3 separate regions of the Mus musculus genome follow, and regions 1 and 3 are each linked to region 2. Evidence: chromatin loops called from intact Hi-C (ENCODE). Cell type or tissue: heart. All regions are shown on one strand. Each heading gives the region's core, and the rest is flanking DNA. Links, peaks and the distances in the headings are about the cores only.

The links. Hi-C counts contacts between places; a loop is a spot of excess contacts. Peaks named below come from ENCODE experiments on the same cell type or tissue, not always from the same donor. Only the 100,000 strongest peaks of a DNase experiment are listed, where the experiment ranks them.
Region 1: a loop joins it to region 2, with 3 times the contacts of the local background. A loop is called at or near these places in 8 of 42 quality-filtered maps.
Region 3: a loop joins it to region 2, with 3 times the contacts of the local background. A loop is called at or near these places in 25 of 42 quality-filtered maps.

What each region holds. Positions count from the first base shown.
Region 1 is chr3:135,709,460-135,717,542 of GRCm38, forward strand. No RefSeq gene overlaps it. Among named protein-coding and RNA genes, the nearest start is that of Nfkb1, 22 kb to the left of the region's middle. In heart, for the core only: a CTCF peak has its summit at 4,310 (motif pointing left); no DNase peak of the experiment used is centred there.
Region 2 is chr3:135,398,304-135,406,386 of GRCm38, forward strand. No RefSeq gene overlaps it. Among named protein-coding and RNA genes, the nearest start is that of Cisd2, 21 kb to the right of the region's middle. In heart, for the core only: CTCF peaks have their summits at 4,153 (motif pointing right) and 5,725 (motif pointing right); a DNase peak (open chromatin) is centred at 4,168; H3K27ac peaks cover 897 bases.
Region 3 is chr3:135,286,285-135,294,367 of GRCm38, forward strand. Bdh2 (3-hydroxybutyrate dehydrogenase, type 2) reads left to right here. Exons shown (of 10, transcript NM_001172055.1): 3 at 1,977-2,055; 4 at 3,271-3,367; 5 at 4,710-4,818. All of the region lies in intron 1 of Gm46826 (a long non-coding RNA gene), which reads right to left. Among named protein-coding and RNA genes, the nearest start is that of Bdh2, 9.1 kb to the left of the region's middle. In heart, for the core only: a CTCF peak has its summit at 4,170 (motif pointing right); no DNase peak of the experiment used is centred there.

The sequences.
Region 1 (8,083 bases), core at 2,246-6,245, 310 kb after region 2:
CTTTTCCCCACTTTCTCCTCTATAAGTTTCAGTGTCTCTGGTTTTATGTGAAGTTCCTTGATCCACTTAGATTTGACCTTAGTACAAGGAGATAAGTATGGATCGATTCGCATTCTTCTACACGATAACAACCAGTTGTGCCAGCACCAATTGTTGAAAATGCTGTCTTTCTTCCACTGGATGGTTTTAGCTCCCTTGTCGAAGATCAAGTGACCATAGGTGTGTGGGTTCATTTCTGGATCTTCAATTCTATTCCATTGGTCTACTTGTCTGTCTCTATACCAGTACCATGCAGTTTTTATCACAATTGCTCTAGAAAAATATTTCTAAGATTAGAAACAGAGTGTGTGTGGATTGGGGAGGAGTCAGGTGGGAGGATATTACCCTTGGTGTTCTGGGAAGAGCCCTTAGGTCCTGACCCATAAACACAGTTCTGAGGAATGGTCTCTGCCTAAAACGGGAAAGACTAACAGATCCAGACTGATACTATAGTGGAAAGTGCCTGGAGTACCCTCACCTACGGGGATGTGATGTTCAATGCATGAAGACTAGATTCGTTGACAGATGTCTTAGCAGGTGCCCATGGGAGTGGCTGACAGATATCCAGCGTCTCACCATGGCGCTCTATAAATCACACTGTTTAAAACAAAGATGGGAACCTAAAGTTTAATAGCGACTTGAAATGGATATGAAGTTAATTTGCAGGAAAAGGAAAACTGGATTGTACTTATGCTATATTTGAATTTGTGGCTGAAATGCAAATTTATTGTGCATCTTACCAACTCTGGAGTGTGTTTGAAGAAGCCCGGGGATGTACAACTTTACCTTTCAGCCCCCTTCTTCCCAGCTCCAGTCTTTCTCTATGCAATGGAAGCCCTTGGGACTTGCTAGGTGTTAATTTATGCACTTTCGGGAATAAATACATGATTTTCTAGATTTCAGGGGGATTTTGATAGGACATTGATGTCTTCACCACACTCTTGCTCCATTTGCTCTGGGTGTTTTTCTCTCAGAACCTGGGAGAACTTTTCTTCGCTTATGTAGAATTCTATACTCTAAACCAGCTTAAAAGATCACTTATTATATTGCCACAATTTTGTTGGGGGCTGAATCCAATGGCACACCCTCAGAATCTTTTCTTTTTTTATTTCTTTGGTAAAACCGACAAGTAGGTATGTAGGGAACACTGGGTCAAAGCCATGCATCTCAAAAGAGAAAAGGAAAGCACATGGACAATTCAAATGAGGTTAAATGTCTGTTCACAGAAAATATTTACTAAATATACACATTTTCCTCTTAAACATATGTGCTTTTGTCTAAAGCTTCCAGGCCTCCCTCTTACTCTTGGCTGGAGTGCAGTGGGGGTGTTCCTATGGGATTGAGAGATACACACATGCTCCTCCATTCTAAACACAGATGAAGGTGGTAAAGTTCTAAGTGGAAATCGAGTTGTAGCATCTTCCCATCTGCTTTGGTGTGGTCCATTTGGCTCTGTACAGAGTGTGGAAGAAGCTGACACCATGTTTAGTGAGAACTCAACCTCGAATTTGGCAAGAAGCTTTCTAAGTTTGCTTAACTATTGCTAGTTTAATAAGACATCTGTGGTCACAGCAATTCTAATGACAAGTTGAGGAGAAACATCTTAGGCTGGTCTTACCTGCTTCCGAAAGCTCCCTCCCCCAGAGGGGAATCTCTCTGTCATTTCCTCCTTGTTACAAACGCTGAGCTGTTTTATCTTCATAACAGTGCGCTTGTGTTTCCATGAAAATGTATTATCTCATTTAACTTCTTCTCAGCTCGATCTTCCAAATATTTACACCGTCATAGCATTTTCTCTCCTATTCAGCCATTCACGGGTATGAATGTTGGAATTATTGCTCAAGTTTGTTCTAGATTCTGTCCACCTGAGCCGAAACAGCCATATCAAGTCATGAAACACATGGCCTCGTGCAAGTCATAGCTGATTTTCAGTTTTAGCAATATAGCCTTAGTCTCCTAAAAACAAAGGAACACACCGAATATTTAAAAATTTCCTACATAACATATAGTAGATATGTATAAATACAATAGGTATAAATATTTCAAAATAACACACTTAAACTTTGGAATCTGAATAACTGGTTGGATTATTAATATTTTCCCATCTGTCAAGTAAAAATGTTAAATTATCTCTTGGTGTCCGGTCTCCCCCTTTAAGCTCTATATTTTGCTTTTGAAACCTTAGTATAAATAGAATTTGGTGGATTTTTTTGAAAGTCACTAGGGTCGAAAACTTGTATTATTTTCTGGGAAAAAAATTTATAGTGGGGCATCTGTTCTTTAGAATTTTGAGTCATTCTGAACCATGCATGAATCATGACTTGCTCATTTTTAGCTCATTTTAGGGGAAGAATTGGCAAGGTGCAACAAAGGGAGACGTTACGTTAGAAGAAATTTTGGTTTCTAAGGTATTGAGACTGTTTCCAATAATAATATTACTTTTATAGGAAAGTGAGGCTTTTAATCTACATATCTGAAAGCTTTGAGCATATAAGTACACATGTACATGATGATACTTTTAAAATCAAGAAAATTTTATTCTAATTGTTCATAGTTTTAATCAGTGAAATGTGAATATTTTACTGCATAGAAGACCCATTAATAATAACACAATAGTTTTATTTTACAATGAGTATGGACCTGGGGCTAGCTTGACAAGAAACATCACATTTGCAGTATTTATTCTGTTTGTAACATGTCTATCTTAGGGTTACTAACTCAAGCAGACCAAGAACCTGGAGGCAGGAGCTGATGCAGAAGCCGTGGAGGGATGCCGCTTACTAGCTTGCTCCTTGTGGCTTGCTCAGCCTGCTTTCTATGGAACCCAGGACCACCAGCCCCAGATGGAACCGCCCTCCCACATCAATCACTAATTAAGAGAATGCTGTACAATCTTGCCTAAAGTCAGGTTTTACAGAAGAAAAAATTTTTTTCAATTGAGAATCCCTTGTCTCTGATGACTCAAGCCTGTGTCAAACTGACACACAACCAGCCAGTACAATGTGGTTCCTATGACACCATGGCTAGAAAGAAACACTTTACCCCTGCCCCCTTTAGAAAAGATTTATTTACTTCACTATTTTATGTGTATGAGGGTTTTGTCTGCATGCATGTATACCCACCACATGGGTGTGTGATCCCCGAGCAGGTCAGAAGAGGACATCAAATCCACTTGAACTGGAGTTACAGATGGTTGCGAGCTGCCATGTGTTTCTGGGAATCCAACCAGAGTCCTCTGTAAGAGCAGCACATGCAAGGGCTGGAGAGATGGCTCAGCGGGTAAGCGTTCTGACTGCTCTTCCGAAGGTCCTGAGTTCAAATCCCAGCAACCACATGGTGGCTCACACACCACCCATAATGAGATCTGATGCCCTCTTCTGGTGCATCTGAAGTCAGCTACAGTGTACTTATGTATAATAATAAATAAATCTTTGGTCCGGAGCGAGCAAGGACTGAGTGAGAGCGAGCAAGGACTGAGTGAGAGCGGAGTTGGTCAGACTGGAGCAAGCAGAGGTCCTAAAAATTCAATTCCCAACAACCACAGGAAGGCTTACAACCAGCTACAGTGTACTCATATACATAAAATAAATAAATAAATCTTTAAATTAAAAAGAGCAGCATGTGCTCTCCTCTGCTGAGCTAAGAGTTGTTTCAGGTCCAAGAATGGCTGCATTTTTGATCACTTCCCTGACAGATTTGTCTGAGATCTCTTCCCAGGTATTTATGGTAAGTGCCTTTAAAATGTGCTTCTTTTTTCCTATGAGAAAAGTAAGGTAATTAAAATTAGAACTTTCAGGGGGTGGCCAGGAAACAACTGTGCCAGGACAAAGATTTCTCCTTAGGGGAATGAGTTAAGAAAAGGAAGTATTATTTACTAAGTGTTCCCACTCTGCAGATGGCAAGCCTCTGACAAGTATGTGTGAAGCCAGTTGTTTGTGGATACATTTCCATGGTTATACTTTAGTCATCCATACCACAACAAGAGTCTAGGTCTCTCCTTGTGACTCTCTCCCTCCCTCCCTCCCTCCCTCCCTCCCTCCCTCCCTCCCTCCCTCCCTCCCTCCCTCCCTCCCTCCCTCTCTCTCTCTCTCTCTCTCTCTCTCTCTCTGCAAACGGCAGTGACTTCTGCATATCCCTGAAAGTTGATATCTTCTGATGGCTTCCCTGTGTCACCTGGCTTCCGGCTCTGCATCTGACTTTTTCCTAAGAACCTGTGCTTTGATCCAGTTCTGCAAGCTACAATATATGCTGCCCCCTCCTGGTATTGTTTGAAGAGGTGAGCTCTGCTTAATGAAATTTATTCAGATGCTATTTGTGAATATGCTTTTCAGATATTTGCTCTCCGTTCCTGTTTGTACTCATCCAGTTAAGGGTCACTGGAAAGTCCAATCTGATGGAATTTGAAACTCGCTGGTGATTTTGTTGTCATTTTAATATGCTGCTAGAACACTAGCTGATGCACACGAGAGAAGAGAGAGAGAGAGAGAGAGAGACAGAGAGAGAGAGACAGAGAGAGACAGAGACAGAGAGAGACAGAGACAGAGAGAGACAGACAGAGAGAGACAGAGAGAGACAGACAGAGACAGAGAGAGAGAGACAGAGAGACAGAGAGAGACAGAGAGACAGAGAGAGACAGAGAGACAGAGAGAGACAGAGACGGAGAGAGACAGAGAGAGAGAGACTACTTTTTTGATGCAGACAAAAGCCCTGTCATCCATACAGCCATGCTATGTTCAAATTTGGTGAAAAGTTTGCTGATTCATTACTGTGCATATTTGTTTTAATTTTAATTAAAATGATCTAACTCCATTCACAAACTATGCCATGTGTATGAACACTTTTAAAACTTTCTTACTAGCTCACACAAAATAGACCAATGTCACTTCACTGGGTGAAGTTGCCAGTTGTTTTCAAAATGTAAAGGTCTGAACTGCAGAGTTCCTAGGAAAGTACATCAAGAAAAAAAAAGGCAAGGAACATGGTTGATTTCTTTTGAATTGTAAATACGGGAAATTCTTTTTAATTCTTATGCCTGCTGTTCTCTTGGGAGGGAGAAGAGTCAAAAACTAGGGTGGCCCAGAATGGGGTCCTTTGGAGCTTTAGTTATCACTGAGTGATAAGGCCTGGCATACAATACACTTAGAAATGTCAGTATGGATAATGCGTTTCTAGCCTTCTTTAATGTCTGAGTCTTCAGTTTAACATATGAAATGGTGTTTGAACTTATGCATGGATACAGACATTGTGGTAAGCATATATGTACTTTGTATAAGGTATTGACCAGAGTCTAGATCAGAGACCAGCATCTGTAGCCTCAGCAAGGAGTGTGTGAGGAATGTTGAATTCCCTATTGCTGTTTAGCTAAACTGATACAGCACCAAACACCCCCTAAATATTTAAGCTCATCCCGTAAACAAATGCTACTTTTAGCCTTAATTGGAGATGCTTCTCTTTGCAATGAACAGTGGTGAATATAGAAACTCACGGCTGCTCAGGATGCTGAGACTAAATGATCATTCAGGGCTCCACGGTAAGCAAGACACGTGTGTCATGTCTGCTAGGGAGTGACGCAGAGGAAAGGGAGGATGGCTTAAGGATAAGGAAGAGGGCAGTGAAGAAATGTCTTTTGGCCATGACACAACTTTACAACCACCAACTCACAGTATTTGTGTTTCCTTTCACTAGGCCTACAGGAGACTGCACCTGTCACCAGTCAACTATGAATGGGGACCAGCTCACTGGCACCATCTTTACAACCACCAACTCACAGTATTTGTGTTTCCTTTCACTAGGCCTACAGGAGACTGCACCTGTCACCAGTCAACTATGAATGGGGACCAGCTCACTGGCACCATCTTTCTCTGCTAGACTATTGGCTACTGATGGATGTTGGGAGAGGGGAGGCCTATCCTGCATTTGTGTACCCACTGATGAGCATAACCAGGCTCTGATGGGCCCATTGTCACACAGACAACTGTGGTTAAACTTAGTGGGTCACAAAAAAAAAACAAAAACAAAATGAAAAGACAGGAATATGAGAAACAAACTTGTAGGGAGGAGTTGGGTACGTGTTGACAGAGATCAGGAGGGAGGTAATAGCGGATGTGGAATGAGATGAAGCAGATTGTATTAGATACATGTATGACATTCTCAAAAAATTATATATATATAATTTACATGTGTTATATACTATACATAATGTATTACACAAGAAATAACACATATATCATAATATATAAATATACATTATGCACATTATATAATGTATATATTTATTCTTTATATGTAATGTTTATGTATAACACATACATTATAAGTATTATTGTATGTTATGTATTATATTTATATATCTATGTAATTATATATCAATATAATATTATAACACATATAATAATATAAAATATATAATTATATATTGTAGAATTCTATAGTATAATATGTTATTATAATAATGTAATATACAATCCTTGTTATATATAAACTATATATTATAATTATATTTTATCTACTTATATTACATTTTCATGATGTATCAATATATTAATATCAATTATATTGATATATTAGCATAATATCATTGCACTAATATATTAATGTTATATATTAATACACTCTATAATGACATATATTTTTATATATACATATATTAATATAACATATACATATAAGTACGTTATATGATAATTATATATTTTTTCTTTTATTAGATATTTTCTTTATTTACATTTCAAATGTTATCCCCTTCCCCAGTTTCCTCCCTTTTTCTGAAAACCCCTTACCCCATCCTCTCTCCCTCTGTTTCTATGTCGGTGTTTCTCTACCCACCCACTCCCACATCCCTGCCCTCTATTTCCCTACACTGGGGCATCTATCGAGCCTTCATCGGACCAAGGACCTCTCCTTCCATTGATGCATGACAAGGCCATCCTCTGCAACATATGCAGCTGGAGTCATGTGTACTCCTTTGTTGATGGCTTAGTCCCTGGGAGCTCTGTGGGGGGGGGGGGTCTGGTTGGTTGATATTGTTGTTTTTCCTATGGGGTTGCAAACCCTTTCAACTCCTTCAGTCCTTTCTTTAACTCCTCTATTGGGGACCCTTGTGCTCAGTCCAGTGGTTGGCTGCGAGTATCCACCTCTGTATTTGTCAGGCTCTGGCAGGGCCTCTCAGGAGACAGCTATATCAGGCTCCTGTCAGCAAGCACTTCTTGGCATCTACAATAGTGTCTGGTATACGGGATGAATCCCCATGTGGGACAGTCTATGGATGGCCTTTCCTTTAGTCTCTGCTCTATACTTTGTCTCCATATTTGCTCCTGTGAGTATTTTGTTCTCCTTCTAAGAAGGACCGAAACATCCACCCTTTGGTCTTCCTTTTTATTGAGCTTCATGTGGTCTGTGAATTGTATCTTGGTTATTTGGAGCTTTTGGGCTAATATCCACTTATCAGTGAGTGCATACCATGTGTGTTCTTTTGCAATTGGGTTACCTCACTCAGGATGATATTTTCTAGTTCTATCCATTTGCCTAAGAATTTCATGAATTCATCATTTTTAATAGCTGAGTAGTATCCCATTGTGTAAATGTACCACATTTTCTGTATCTATTCTTCGTTTGAGAGGTATCTGGGTTCTTTCCAGCTCCTGGCTATTATAAATAAGGCTGCTATGAACATAGTGGAGCATGTGTCCTTCTTACCGGTTGGAACATCTTCTGGATATATGCCCAGGAGTTGTATAGCTGGGTCCTCAGGTAGTACTATGTCCAATTTTATGAGGAACCGCCAGACTGATTTCCAGAGTTGTACCAGCTTGCAATCCCACCAGCCGTGGAGGAGTGTTCCTCTTTCTTCACATCCTCACTAGCATCTGCTATCACTTGAGTTTTTGATTTTAGCCATTCTGACTGGTATGAGGTGGAATCTCAGGGTTGTTTTGATTTGTATTTCCCTGATGACTAAGGATGTTGAACATTTCTTTAGGTGCTTCTCGGCCATTTAATATTCCTCAGTTGAGAATTCTTTGTTTAGCCCTGTACCCCATTTTTA
Region 2 (8,083 bases), core at 2,267-6,266:
ATAGAAAGATCTACAAACAAATAAATTAGGGGAAAAAAAGAAAACTTGCTCTCTTTCTTCTCTTGTCCACCTTAGCTCCATGGATGGAAAACACTAGGCAGTTTTATATTTTAAAACTTGCCAGATAACACAATTGCTGGGTGTAGAACCTATTGCCCTAAACTTATCTGCTATCCTATATCAGCAATCTGCCAGTGTCGGAGGCCACCACCTGCTCTGGTTGCCCTAAGGCCTTATGTGGTTGTTGTGTCCCTTCTCCTCCTCTAGCGACTTGGAAATCCCACCTTTTTCCTTTTGCCCAGCAATCTGCTTCTGCCTCCTTTATTGACACAATCAATAACCAATTAGGGAATCAACACCTCCCTCTACATCATACACATAAAAATAAATAAAATGTTCAAAAAATTTTGTGAAGCCAGGATGATGATAGATTTCTATCCCAGCAGTCAGGAGGCTAAGGCAGGATCACACATAAAGAAAGGGCCAGCCTGGGCTACACAGTTCAAGGACAGATTGGGCTACATAGTACATCTCTGCCTTAAAATAACATCAACAATAGGAGATCCCTTTTTTAAAATGTCGGCAGCCAGGACTTTAAGCTTGCCTTTTAGAAGTGCTTTTGGGAGGTGGGAGAAAAAGGTCAGTTGGTAAGATGCTTGACTAGTGGAGTGCAGTGTTCAACCCCAGTGGGAAATCGTCAAACATGCTTCTAGCCCCAACACTCAGGAAGTAGAGGCAGGAGGATTCACAGTTCAGGCTCTGCTATGTCAGGAATTCAAGACCAGCCAGAGCTAGGATTCTACCACAAACTAGAATTTACTTTTAAAAGTGCTTCTACTGGGGCTAGAGAGATGTCTCAGCAATTAAGCGCACTTGTTGCTCCTGCAGATTGACCCACCAGGTCCAGTTTCCACCATCCATACCATGGTTCACACCTATATGTAATTCCAGCTCCAGTGGGTCCAGTGCCCTCTGGCCATACATACTGAATACTTATGATGCACATACAGGCACATACACATGCAGGCATACACACACCTATATATTTTAAAAGAGCTTCTATGAGCACTAGGGTTATGACTGGTGGTAGAGCGCACCTCTAGCATGCATGAATACATAAATTTGATTCCTGGCACTTCATAAAACCTGTCATGGTGGCCCATGCCTATAATTCCCAACACTTAGGAAATGGAGCCAGAAGAGTCCAAAGTTCTAGGTCTCTCTTGGATGCATAATGAGTGTGAGGCAGTCCCAGGCTAGATGAGACTCTGTTTCCAAAAAACAGTAGGGGGAACTTGCAGTGCAAGTGTGAAGACCTCAGTTAAAAAGCCAGATGATGGGCTCTTTGTAAACCCAGTGCTGAGGAGACACAGGCGGATCCCTGAGGCTCAGGCCAGCTAGGCTTGCTTATTTTATGACCTACAGGCTAGTCAGAGAGACTATAAAAACAAAAACAACAAAAAAACAAGGTTGACAGCTCTGGCCTGCACAAAGACAAAAGTATAGATGTGTTCTCTTGTTCTCTCTCAATCATGTATGATCACGAGCTGTTCCTTTGGCATCTTGTTCTACACACACACACACACACACACACACACTCGTGTGCATGTATGAACATGTTCTCTCATATACTCTAACCATTAAACAAAACTTGCATGTGATCTAGCATTTCTACTTCTGGTTCTATACCCAGAATATATGCAAATAAGGTTCTTGAGACAGTTGTGTGAACTGAATTCATAATGGTGTTATCACAATAGCACAAAGGCCAGTGCCAACCAACAGGCATACCGGTAAATAAAGTGGGCTCTGCAGAGACTTGGGAACACTTACCATTAATTAATAAAGCTTGACATGTTGACACATGCTATGATGTTCATGGCCCTTGAGGGCATTATGCTCTGTGAGCTCAGGGACAACAGAATGATGTTTGCCAGGTTGGGGGTGGGGAGGAGTGGGCGTTGCTCTTTAGAGGGTATGGGGGCTTCTGGGAGAGCTTCTGGTATCTGCTTCAAACTGGTATCTGCCTATAAGTAATATCTCTTGAAACACAGAGGTGGAGCGGGGTTGGTGGAGGGCTCAGTGGTTAAGAGGACTGGCTGCTCTTCAAGAGCATCAGAACAGGATTCCAGGGGCCTCTGTGGACCCGAGGCAGGGACATGGTGCACAGACTACATGTAGAAAAAACACAAGTACATCTAAACTATGTTAAAATAGCCTAGGGCTGGCCAGATTTCCCACAAGCTAAAGGAGCTTACCACTAAGGCATAGCAAGTTCAATCTTTAGATTCCACACAGTGGCTGGAGAAAGCTGACTCCAGCAAGGTTTTCCATAATTCCCATGATGCTCTATGATACACATGCCTTCCCACACCCCAGATACACACACATAAAATAAACAATTAAACTATAATAACACTAGCCTTAACATTCCTTAAGGGCTTACTTCTGCCTTCTTACTGAATGCTTTTACCAACCAGGTTCCTTGGCACAATGCGGGATTTCAGTTACAACATCCTTGTCATGTGTAGCTCAGGCTGTCCTGGAACTCACTCTGTAGACCAGGCTATCCTTGAACTCAGAGATCTACCTGCCTCTGCCTCCCTAGAGCTGGCATTAAAGGTGTCACCACCATGCCTGGCACCATGCCTGTTTTCTTAAGAATGAAGACATACTAGGCTTTCGGGAAGGGTGAAGATGCTCGTGTCTGAGCCCTATGACCGAATCTGACTCCACGAGTCTGAGTGGAAGGTGGGAACTGACTCCCACAATTGCTCTCTGACTCCACACGTGCACCAGGGCACCACCTCCCACTGAAAATGGAAGAAATGAAAGCATACGTCCAATTGGTCAAACTGATGCTGCAGTCTGACGCTTTCTTTAATGTCAATGGATTTCTGACTGAGAGAACTGAAAAATCCAGACCAACTGAGTCACAAAGAAAAACCCTTTATGTGCGCAGCAAGAGACAATTTTGTGTCACTTCCTCTAATGTTGATAGGAGTTCCATGTACAGTTTGAGCAAGAATAACAATACAGCAGGACAGCAAGTGAGGAGAGAGGAGACTGTTGTTCAGTGGTCCTCAACTTCAGCTGAACTAGGAGTGTACTGGCAGCTGGCCACCTAATGCGAGCACAGTTAAACTGCTATAGTGCGCACTTACGATGGGGAACGATGATGAATTATGTACGTAGTTTGCCATGATTTAAAAACCAAATAACTTTGTTAAGACACAGACTCACTATGTACGTCTGTCTGGCCTGGTATCTTATTGGAAGCCACCAGGGTGGCTGTAAACTCACAGAGATCTACCTGCCTCTGCTTCCCGAAGTACTGAGATGAAAGGTGTGAGCCACCACACCCGGTACAAATAATAACTTTTTCAGAGAGCTTCTGTGGGGTCAGCAAGAGGAGCCCAGGCGGTGAAGGGGGCTGCAGTCAGGACTGGCAACCTGAGCTTGATCCCTGGGACCCTTGATAGAAAGAGAAAACCAGCTCTTGGCATGAGTACCACGGGGTGAGCACATGCCCCGAAGGGGACATCTACATATGTGTTTGCGTGCTTGCTCTTGTGTGCATGAATGAGTGTGTGCGCACACGCTCACCAAATAAATAAATGTTAAAAAAAAAAAAGACATTAGATTGGGCCTGCATAGATAATTTCCTGGAGTATGGCCCATCAAATCACGTGGTATATTCACAGGTGGGATAGATTCACAGGTTCTAGGAACTGGGGTGAGGAAATCTCGGTGGGACAGTACTTTAGAAATTCTACTGTATCCGATGTCCACATTTCAACTGCTGTAGATTCCTTTAGAAGACATTTTTATCTGTCATGTTCTCTTTCCATAACTCTTTCCACGACAAAAATGCTTCACCAAGGCAAAGTTTCTGCTTAATGAGTAGACACATCTGTCATCACTCCACAGAGAGAGAGAGCTAGGCACTTAACCATTTTAACTTGCTGTCACGTGGACATTACTGTCCTTACAGGACTTGCCACATTGAAACCTATGATCCGCTTTATCGCTCGTAGTTTCAACATCCAGCATTAGCAGTGGCTTGATAAGATGTGGCCAGGAAAAATGCACGCTGCTCAGGTTTCTGGCACTGAATTTTTATGGTGCTGCGCGAGTGAAGAACATACGGCCACAAGGTGGCAGTAGCGCACACACCATTTCTATGGGCGAGCCCTGATAGGTTCTCATCTGGTGAAAGGAAGTGGCCAACCACAGGCCCCACCACCAGCTGAAGTAGGGAAGGTAAATCCTCAAGGTTGGGGTGGGGGAAGACCACAGAAAGGGCACATCTGGCTTAGTGATGTCACCCAGCATCCTGACATCTTTGGGTCAGAGAACACTGCTCTTAACTCCAATCAGCCATCCTACGTGGCCATTATTTTAGGATTTTTACCCCTGGTGTCCTCTCTCTCCTTTTTCCACTTCCTCCTCTTCTGCCTCCTCAGGGTCTCCTCCAACTCCAAGCCTGGAAAACCCAAACCACTCACATGTCTCTTCTGCCCAGCCATTGGCTGTTGGCGTCTTTATTTAACCAATACTTTTAATCAGGAAGCAAGGTCACATTGTCCATGCAGATCCTCTCCTTCCAGGGAGCAGCCAGGCTATGGGGCCGGTACTTATCATTACAAAAACATATCAGAAGAGCAGACCTCAGCAGGTGCTTGCTGCCAAGTCTGAGAACCTGAGTCCAATTCCCAGGACCCTCAAGGAGGAGAGAAGCAGCAGGCTCCGCAAGCTGTTTCACCCAGACTGTTTAAAGCATCATTTCTTAATGTGCAGTGCATCTGCGCATTTAACCCCCCGCCCCCACCCCGCCAAGGGAGAGCTGAAAGACCCTGTTACTGCCTCTCTGAGCAATGTCCTTAGCAGTGTGTACCTGCTTGTAATTCTACTGTATTTAAAGACTGCTTCATGACTTCTGCAAAAGAAAGATTTGTTGAGTAAAATGAAAAATAGGGCTTCCAGTCAAAATCCACTATGAACAAAAGCCTGGGGGCAGATGCAGCAGTTAAACACAGAAAGCAGCTACAGGTGTCCTCCTTCATCCAGTCTGTGTGCACCAGAGACGTGGAGGCAGTCGCGGCACAGCTGCACATTTGGCTTTCAATTGCCCCTGTAGCGGGCAAATTCTCTAACACAATCTATGCGATTCAAACACCACCTGTCGTATTTTAGAAAATTATGCAGTAAGTTAGCAATTAAGTTTGGAAATGTTCCAGCCCAATGGGGAAACTTCTTGCAGTGAAGCCCTCACATACCAAGAACATCTCGGGGCCGAGCGTGGTGGCGCGCGCCTTTAATCCCAGCACTTGGGAGGCAGGGGCAGGCGGATTTCTGAGTTCGAGGCCAGCCTGGTCTACAGAGTGAGTTCCAGGACAGCCAGGACTATACAGAGAAACCCTGTCTCGAAAAAACAAAAACAAAACAAAGAACACCCTGGGTACCTTTTCCACCTAGATATACCACGTTTAGCACTAAGCTTTCAAAAGTGGGTACTGTATCAGTGAATGTAACATCCTACCTTCTCAACTATCACACTACCTGATGCAAATTTCTCAAGCTGCTCGCCTTTCATTTTCAATTCTCACTTGTTTTTTTGGTTATTTCTCTGGTCAGCACTCACATTTTATTGTTCACCTGCCTCTGGATGAATTTTTTTAAAAGATTTATTTATTACATGTAAGTAGACTGTAGCTGTCTTCAGATGTACCAGAAGAGGGCGTCAGATCTCGTTACGGATGGTCGTGAGCCTCCATGTGGTTGCTGGGATTTAAACTCAGGACATTTGGAAGAGCAGTGCTCTTAACCACTGAGCCATCTCTCCAGCCACCACCCCCCCCCCTTTAAAATGTAATTTTTTTCAAGGTTTGTTTATTTACTTTTATATATGAGTACACTGTAGCTGTCCTCAGACACACCAGAATAGGGCACTGGATAGCATTACAGATGGTTGTGAGCCATCATGTGGTTGCTGTAGAAAGTTCTTAATACAAGTGTTATGTTTAGGAATAGAAAACAGATAACCAACTAATTGGATTTTGCTATGAAGGAAAACTAAGTAGACTGAAGATGGAAGGGGCTCGGGCACTGGCTTTGGATCGTGTGAGCAGTTCCCCATCCTTAGGCCTTTTCAGATTGGTGATGCAGGCCCTGATGAGTCTGAATGAGTAAAATCTCATTAGTTAAACTTGTTGGGCAGGTATCGAGTACAACAGTCACCTGGTTCGGTTTGGTTTTGGAGTGGAGCATTAAAATAGTTTAGGAATACAGTCTGCCATTTCTAATCAAAGACTATGAAACAAAAATGATACAGATCAGCAGCTAGCTTAATTGGCTTCCTATAAACTTATTAACAAATTAGGTTACAAAACACAAAAGCATTTCAGTGAGTGAATCACCAGGAGGCAGCAAACTCGCAGCTGAGTTGTGACGTGCTTTCCACAACACATCTTGCTTAATTATCCACACCAGTGAGTCATTAGCCCATCACCCTGCTAATGCTCCCAGGATACCTGGTATTTTGTAAGGCTGGTGCTTGTTTGCTGAGTAAGGAATGAGTAGTGCTCTACTTCAGCAGCTTAGGTGACCCCCGTAACAATCGTGAGGAAGCTAAGAAAGCTGTTTCTCTAAGGTTCTACAACACTCAAGTGGTTTATCAATTCATGTGTGTGTGGTTATTCAGTGCCTGTGTACAGCACACGATAGAACTCTGGGAATTTACAGAGGATGGCAATTCTTATGCTCCTGTGAAAGCTTACTAAAACCCCAGCCTGCGCCCAGACGTGGACGTCTGGGCAGAGTAACAGTATGTTTTAAAGTGGAAAATGTGGAGGGGAGGGAACTATTTTCTTCTCAGGGCACTTAGAATTACATTCTGAGACAGTTTTCACTTTTCTCACTGTTCTTATTTGACAAAATTAAAGGTTGACCATCTCATTCTAGACCACCAATCTCCAATAAATGTGCCTTCTGTGAAGCCCAAAAAGGATGGCAGCAGCTGGAATATTTTTCAATGACTGTTGCTGTGCATTGTAGCAATGGTTTTACAGAGCAGAATGGCTTCCACAAACAAGGCATCCGAACTCATGCTGGGATTTGACCATCTGTGGGAAAGTACCTGGTTAATCTGATGGTGAAGGCAGGCGCTTGGGGGCACTGAATCAAGAGTCTCTGAACACCCCACCGCCACAGACGAGAAAGGCTCTACCTCTCCCCTGCCTATAGGCAGTTATGAGCTTGGAGTGCAGACCTTGTAAAACTCCCTCAGCACAGATATTTTCCAACTCTAATTTTGGATCTTTCTGTTGGTCACAAGAAAGGTAAAATCACATAGAGGAATTCACTGACATTATGAAATACATTTATGGGCCCTGTCCATGCTTGATGTAATGTCTGGTACACATAAATACTCAATAATTCTTAGCCTTATTACTACAAAGATGGAATGTTTCTTACACCTACATGGGAAGACTACGGGTTCAGGAGATGGACAGATCATGAGAACCGGAGTTCTGATCCCTGGCCCTCCCTCACTGAGGCACATAGCTGTAACCCAACTGCTGAGGAGGAGACGAGCCGTTCCGGGGCTCACTAGGCTGCGCAGCCTAGTTCAAGCTATGAGCTCTAAATTCAGTGAGTGAGATAGTTTGTATATGCTTGGCCCAGGGAGTGGCACTATTAGAAGGTATGGCCCTGCTGGAGTAGGTGTGGCCTTGTTGGGGTAGGTGTGTCGCTGTGGGTCTGGGCTTTAAGACCCTCACCCTAGCTGCCTGGAAGTCAGTCTTCCACTAGCCGACTTCAGATGAAGATGTAGAACTCTCAGCTTCTCCTGCACCATGCCTGCTTGGACGCTGCCACGGTCCCTACTTCATGATAATGGACTGAACTTCTGAACCTGTAAGCCAGCCCCAATTAAATGATGTCCTTAGAAGAGTTGCCTTGGTCATGGTGTCTGTTCGCAGCAGTAAAACCCTAAGACACCAAGAGAGCAGTTGAGGAAGACACTGCACACTGAGCCCTGGGCCTCCATGTTCCCATCTGCAGACCCATGTGTATACACACG
Region 3 (8,083 bases), core at 2,246-6,245, 110 kb before region 2:
CTCCCCGACTCGCCTTCCCCCCATGAGTGTGTTTTTATTTGTGTGTGTGTGTATGTGCATGTGTGTGTTATGTATGTGAGTGTGTATGTGCATGGAGTGTGTGTATGTATGTGAGTGTGTGTGTGCATGTGTGTGTATGTATGTGAGTGTGTATGTGCATGTGTGTGTATGTATGAGTGTGTGTGCATGTATGTATGTGAGTGTGTATGTGCATGTGTGTGTATGTGCATGTGTGTGTGTGGTGTTTGTGTGTGTGTGCGTGTGCACGTAGCACATATAGTAAAGGTCATAGAGGTTAAAGTACAACCCTGTAGACCTGCTTCTCTCCTTTCTCTTTGACGTGGATTCCAGGGATTGAACCCAGGTCTCTAGGCTTATAAGATGAGTGTCTTTATCCACTGAGCCATCTTGCCAGCTCACTTATCTTAAGTTCAAAAGAAAACTCACTATTCCTGATAGAGAGGAAAGAAGGAATTGCTTGCATTTATGTGGCATCATATGGCCTTCGACACTGAGACCCAGACTTCTCTTCCCCAGTTTACCTGCCCCATAGTGACCTGACCTGACTGCAGGGCTCTTGAGGGTGCAAGCTCTCTACGACTATGTCAGTTCAAGGTTAAGACCCCAGAGGTTAAAACTCTCGCCATTTGTTTGCTGAGGTGCCTCAGTTTCTTCCTCATTGCACCGATATTGACTAATAACACACTAGGATAAGATGCAGAGGGTGAGCTGGCGTTTTTTGTGATTGCTGCCGCGGTCCTCACAGGGAAACACCCATTTTTCTCTTACATGTTCACTCATGCTAAAAAAGGCTCATGGAGGCCCTAGAGAGGGCTCAGCAGGTAAAGGCACTGCCATCCAAGCCCTGAGACCTACGTTTGACCCCTGGGAAGAGGAAGGAGAAAATGACTCCGCAAAGTTGTCCTCTTACCTCCAAACTCACACCGTGGCACAGACCCATACTGTACAAACACATACATGATAAATGAATACATGCAAACAAAGGGGTAAAGCATAGATAGATCTCGTCACAGAATAACATAACATGACTGCAGAAAGCTAGAGGCACTAGGGGATTGTTTGTTTGTTTCTTTGTTTGTTTGTTTGTTGAATCAGCGCCTCACCATGTACCCCTGAATGTCTCTGTGTAGAGACCAAGTTGGCCTCAAATTCACAGATATGCAAGTGCGTCTGCATCTCGAGCTCTGGGATGAAAGGCTCGCGCCAGCTCACCCAGCTCAGAGATAGAGCATTTGTTTTGGGGCTGCTTTTTTACTATTGATTATTTTTATTTGTATTTATTTTATCTACATGGATGTTTTGCCTACATGTATATATGTACACCAAGCACATACCCTCAGATCTCCTGGAGTTGAAGATACAATTGTGAGCTGCCATGTGGGTGCTAGGACCAAACCCACGTGCTCTGAAAGAGTAGCCCATGCTTTTAACCACTGAGCATCTCTCCAGCCTCGAGTTAGAGGGTTGGTTTTATTTTTTGAGACAGCATTTCTCTGTGTAGCCCCGGCTGTCCTAGAACTCTCTAACCAGGCTGGCCTTGAACTCACAAAGGTCTGCCTTCCTCTGCCTCCCAAGTGCTGGGATTAACATTTAAAAAGAAATATACTGTACTCTTTAATAGTAAAAGGTTAAATTAAGATGGAAAATATAATCCCTGTTCCTCCAATGACTGACAAAAATAACCACAATGTGCCGGGTGTGGTGGTGCTCGCCTTTAATCCCAGCACTCGGGAGGCAGAGGCAGGCGGATTTCTGAGTTCGAGGCCACCCTGGTCTACAGAGTGAGCTTCAGGACGCCAGGGCTATACAAGAGAAACCCTGTCTCAAAAAACCAAAACCAAAAAAAAAAAAAAAAACCCACAATGCAGTAAAGGGGAGCGAGACAAGATAAGGAAAAATGCTTTCCATTTTTGAGAGTAATAAGCAAAGGATTGATTTGTGTTTGTTTCTGGCAGGCTTTTGCAAGAGAAGGAGCCAAAGTCATAGCCACAGATATCAACGAGTCCAAACTCCAGGAGCTGGAAAGTTACCGAGGTGAGCCATTTGCCTTCAGGTTCACAGTCAGCCCAGTATGGGAAGCAGAGGCACGGAGCGAGCATCAGAGGGAAACTCCAGCTGGTTCAGACACCTTCTCTCCCAACCCTGCTCCTTCACATCCTATCAAATCTGTATTCTAGGGCCTACGGGAAACAGTGTGTACAGTCACACATGTCAGGGGGAGTGTGAAGGCACATGCTTAAGGTCTTCTGTTACGCAATGTGCTGAGGGATTTCGCTCTCAATTACAAAGTTCTGTGAGAATTAACAGTTGCCAGGTTAACTATTAATGGCTCTTTCACTGCTGCCCAAGACTCTTTGGGAGCAGCCTTGGCCCAGGTTACAGGTAATATGACCCTCTTGTATTCTTGCAAACCTTTCTGTAGCCCCATCAAAAGCTAAAAAAGGTAGGGGGAAAATCAGTTGGTCATTTATTTGATTTATTTGGTTCATTGGTTTTGTTTTTTGGTTTTTGGTATTTTTTTTTTTTGCATTTTATCAGTACTTTTATTTTATTGAAAGGAAAATTGAGACATTTCATGAAAAGTGAAATCCATTTAATACCGCAGGGATTATTTTTTTTAATTGTCTAATTTTGATCTTATGTGTATGAATGGCTTTCCTGCAGTAAGTGCGTGGCAGCCAGAAGAGTGTGGCAGAGCCTTTGGAACTGGAGTTACAGGCAGCTATTAACCAGCGTGGCGTGCTAAGAATCCAACTCAGATGTTCTGGAAAAGCAGACAGTGTTCTTAACTGCTGAGATAACTCTGTAGCCCCTAACAGAGAGCTTATTGAGGGGGTGGAAGAGGACACTTTAAAATTTGTATATCTTTAGAAGAGATTTTTTTTAAAGATCTATTCCATTTTTATTTAGGTATGTGTGAGCCTGTGTATATGTGAGAACCCACAGAGGCCAGATGGGACATCAGATCCCTGTGAGGAGGTTGCAGGCCTCTGTGAGTCACCTGATGTGACAGCTGGGATGGGCACTCCAGTCCTCTGATAGGCCAGTGAGTGCCACATCTCCAGCCTGAGATGTGTGCATTTTAATGATTCTCTTGTAATTGCTAAATGCCAGTGGTGGACATGAGTCATGGACAACCTAAGTAGAAATGCTACATTCTTCACACTGCACACCGCTAAACAGCCACATCTTCACAGTTACATATTTTATGAGTTCTCTGTAAACACTCTCTTTTACTTTATTCACCAGGTATTCAAACTCGAGTCCTTGATGTCACAAAGAAGAGACAGATTGATCAGTTTGCCTCAGAAATCGAGAGAATTGATGTTCTCTTTAATGTTGCTGGGTAATTATAAACTTTTTATTTCACTCTGAGAAAGTTTTCTATAATTTTATTAAATGAATATTGATAGTATAAAAAATGATCAGTTAACAGAACATGGCCTATTCCTTGGGAAGTTGGGATAAATGTCACATACCCCTGTACAATTCAGCAAGTGAAACAGCTATGTCACTTGCTATGAACCTGGAGCCCATAGGAAGTTAAAGCTAAAGGGGTGGGTGCTGATGTAAAGTCTGGCAATTAAACAAAGCAGTGGTTTCTGATGTTTCATTTTATAAGTGATCTGCTTGTCTTTCTGCAAGTCTGTATCTATAGCCTCTGCAAGGCTGTATCTATAATGGAGACATAGCAATTGGCTTTTGAGCATCCATTCAGTCTTCGGCATTGTGGAGGATGCAGGAGGCAATCTGTGACTCTTGCTACAGGAGGCTGGTCAAGTGACTAACCTGAGAAACACTCCCGACCACATCTTATAATTGACTACACAATCTCAGTCCAGAGGACCAAGTCAGTAAGGTTGCCATGTTCAAGAGACTTCCCTGAGGAAGAGTGACTTGTAAGAGGGCAAGGTTGTTGGGTTTTTTGTTTTGTTTTGTTTTTTGTTTTTTGTTTGTTCTTCCTGGCTTGTGTACTGCTAGATGCTAACAGCCACAATGTTACTTCACCACACTGATATTATATGGAGGTTTGCCTGCTGTGCTGGAGGCAAACAGGCACAATGTTACTTTACTATGCTGAGAGAGAGAGAGGTTTTCCTTCCAGTTTTGATTTCCCTGCAGAAGCTTAGTCTGTGCCACTTGAGGGCACTGTTGCCCTGGAAACAGAAATGAAATGAACAGCCTTTTAAAAGCACTGATGTTCCCAGTGCACTGTGTGAGAGACAGTGTGTGAGCTCTGCAACAGGTATGTGGAGGTCAGAGGTCAGAGGTCAGAGGACAACTTACAGGAATCAGTTCTCTTCTACAGTCTGGGGATTGATCTCAAGTCCTTAGGCTTGCCAGCAAGAGCCACAGTGGAAGCCTATCTTTCATTTTTCTTTAGACAGGTTCTCACATGCCTCTCAGGCTGGCCTAGAACTCACTCTGTAGACCAACCTAGCCTCATACTTAGAGAGATCTGCCTGCCTCTGCCTCCTGAGTGTTGAGACTGAAGGAATGTGTGTGTGTGTGTGTGTGTGTGTGTGTGTGTGTGTGTGTGTGTGCTGCCGCCGCCGCCGCCGCCGCCGCCACTGTTGTTATTGTATTGTTTTGCTCCTATAATCCTAGAGATTATACCCAGGGCATGCTGGCACGTACTTGCCTACTGATTCTTTAATTGCATTTCTCCCTCTTGTTGAATCACTCAGTTTTGTCCACCACGGAACCATCCTGGATTGCGAGGAAAAAGACTGGGACTTCTCAATGAATCTCAACGTCCGCAGCATGTTCCTGATGATCAAAGCATTCCTTCCCAAAGTAAGGGGACCGACAGTCTGAGGAGGGTGTCTGCTTTCATCCTGGGCACACGGAGGACACGCGTGTGTATTGTGTGTATTTGAGTGTGATTGTAGCTAGCAAGTTGACTAATGAACATTTATAGCAAGGCAATTTATAGAGATTAATCCATTTAACCCTCCAGCTCCTACATTCAAGAAACATTTATTAAGCATTTTCAACACTGAGGAGACCCTCCAGTGAACTTAACAAAGTTCTTTTTTGAAGAGAGTTTCTATTAGGACAGGGTGAGGAACTCAATTAACACATAAATATGTCATGTAATATAACTTGGGGTGGTTACGAGTATAATGCAGACACGGTTCCTAGGTTAAATGGGAGGCCCTCTTGGACCTCACTGGCAAACTGGGATTCTCAGAGAAAACAAAATGAAGGAAGGGGTATCTGGGGAGATGGATCGGCTTCTTGCTGCAGGAGAATCCTCTTGTGGAGTGAATGATATTTCATCATATCAGCTGACTACACAGGGCACATCTGAGGGGGAGGAAAAGGCTCACGTAACTAGAAAGTGATTAGAGTCAGCTATGAAGCCCTGTAGCCAACCTTCTGGGCCCGGGCACTGGTTGTCAAGGTGCTTGTGCCCTGGGGCTTTTTTTCCCTACAAAGAGTTACTCAGTTTTGTTATTATTATTATTACTATTATTATTATTATTATTATTTGTGTGGGTGTTTTGCCTGTGTGTGTATCTGTTTACTCCCAGAGGCCAGAAAAAGGCATCAGATCCCCTGGGACTCAAGTTACAGACTAGAAGAGCAACCAATGCTCTTAACCCTGAGCCGTCTCTCCAGCCCCTTTCTCTTGTTTGAGACAGAGTCTCACTATGAGCCCTAGCTGGCCTGGAACTTGATATAGTCAGAGATCTACTTGTGTGTCTCCTCCGTGCAGGGGTTAAAGGTATACACCAAGATGCCCAGCCTACATCTTACTGTTTAAACACAGCATCAATGCCTTAGAGTGCAGAGCTCTTCTGGGTGCTCTGGAAAGGTGTAAATGACAGCGCATACCCCTGGCCTGCACGAGTGTTTAATGCAAGAGTGGCAAGGAGTGAGCGGGGCAGAGGGAGCAAGGCCAGATCAGCTGCCATAGAGAGACACACTTTCTCTGTTTGTTTTGGTTTTTCCAAGACCTGGTCTCCCTATGTAGCTCTGGCTGTCCTGGAACTCACTATGTAGACCAAGCTGACTTTGAACTCACAGAGATTCCTCTACATTTGCCTCCTGAGTGCTGGAATTAACAGCATGCACCACTACACCCGGCTCTAAGGTATGGTTTTTAAATACTTGATTTGTGCTTAAAAAGGATCTTTGGTCAGTCCACATAACATTGGACTAGCTATCCCTTTTACAAGTTTGTTTCCAGACTGGAGGACGACTCAAAGGTTAAGGGCACCTGCTGCTCTTTCAGAGGACCTGAGTTCAGTTCCCTGTATAACTGCCTATAATGACTGCGGTTCACAGCATTCACCACCCTGTGCTGGCCTCTGGAGCTGGAATATTCACATGCGCAGCATACACTCACAGAGACACCGTCACCTGAGTAAAAATGATACCTTTTGCCCTTTTATAGCTTATAGACGTTGTATCTGTTGAAGACCAGTACTTTGTATAGTACTTGGGGGAGGGGCTGAAGGAGATTTCAGAGGACAAGATGATGACACAGATATCCAACACATTTGTAAGCACAGATCTGAAGCAGAGGCTCAGGGAGTGGCTCTGAGGTACAGTGCAAGTGGAACTTAGGAACATTCCTAAGGGAATGTTAGTTCTTGATACACCCATGCCCGATCAAAAGTTCATGATTCTAACAATGATAAAATACCTTTCTGCTTTTGGAAAAAAATAATCAGTGACTGTGACATAGAACCTGAAGGCCTCGGCACTGGTTGTTTAAAGTGGCTTTTCCACAGGAGCAGGGGAATCGCGCACTGCAATCTCAGCACTTGGGGGCTTCGGGCAAAGCATAGGCTTAGTGGGAAAGACGACACTGACATCTCGATTTCTCGTCTCAGACACTGGCCTTCGAGTCCCTAAGCACTCTGAGCCCCAGGTCACATGTCCTAGGAGATGGCACGTGCACCCTCTCATCGTCTGTCTCTTCCGTCCGAGAATGAGGAAGACACATTTCGAATCACTTCCAGCCCTAGCCGTCCCCGGGTTTTCTGTATCATTAACTATGATGCACAATTGCCAGGCTAAAGTTTTCCAGGATGGAAAACCAACACAGATCTGCAAGGTCATTTGGCGAAAAAGATGGGAACTGACAGAATTGGTTCTCAGATAAATGCACAGCAAACCATCCCTAGATTGCAAGGACAGTCAAGAGGCAGAGACCAAGTCAAAAATCCTATAAGAAGAGTAATTATACAGAATGCTGGTTGGCCTGGAGAGAAAGAAGATCAGGGGAAAAAAAGGAAATATCTTTGTTCTATGAATATACTTTGTATTTACTTTTTCCCCTTGCTGTGCTTTATCAGGGTTGAACTCAGAATGATTCAGAAAACCCTGGCTAAACGAGTCAAACATCTTGTTCCAGAGGGTGGCCAAACATTGAACCTAGTGGCTTAGAATGCTAAGAAATGCCAAGGAGCTTGGCTGAGCGCTGGCAATGGGGGCAGAAGGGCTGTGTCTGGGGTGCTCTAGAGCAATGCTCTGCTTGAGGCTCCTGGAAATCAGTTGTTCTGGGCCCCTCACTTCACAGGCATTCTGTGCCGGGAGCCAAGAGGAACAGCGTGAGTGACAGCTGGCAGAGAGCTGTCTCCCGAGACAGGCTGGAGACAGAGCGGAGAAGGCAATGGGAGGACTGAGTGGGCGGTGTGAGTGGCAGGCTTATGACTTACATCTCTGAGGTGCCTGAGGCCTGAGCTTTGCCCTGGAAATTACTAAATTTCAGAAGACTGGAGACAACTTGTATCATAGCCAGTCTCCATACTAAGCTGAGCTTTTCGTGTTGGTTATATCAGATAAGAAAAAATGATAAACCAGATTTTTTTTTTTTTTTTTGGAGTCTTACTACAGAGCACTGGCTGGCTTAAACTCACCATGTGTATATCATGGTGGTCTTCAGCTCACAACCATCTGCCTTCCTCTGCTTCCTGGGGGCTAGGATTAAAGGGGGCAAGGCAGGGGGAATTATGTCTGGCTTTAAGATCCCCCTTATCATCTACAGAGGCGCTTTGCAGGCAGGCATGGTGGTGCACACCTTTAGTTCCAGCCCTCGGGATGAAGA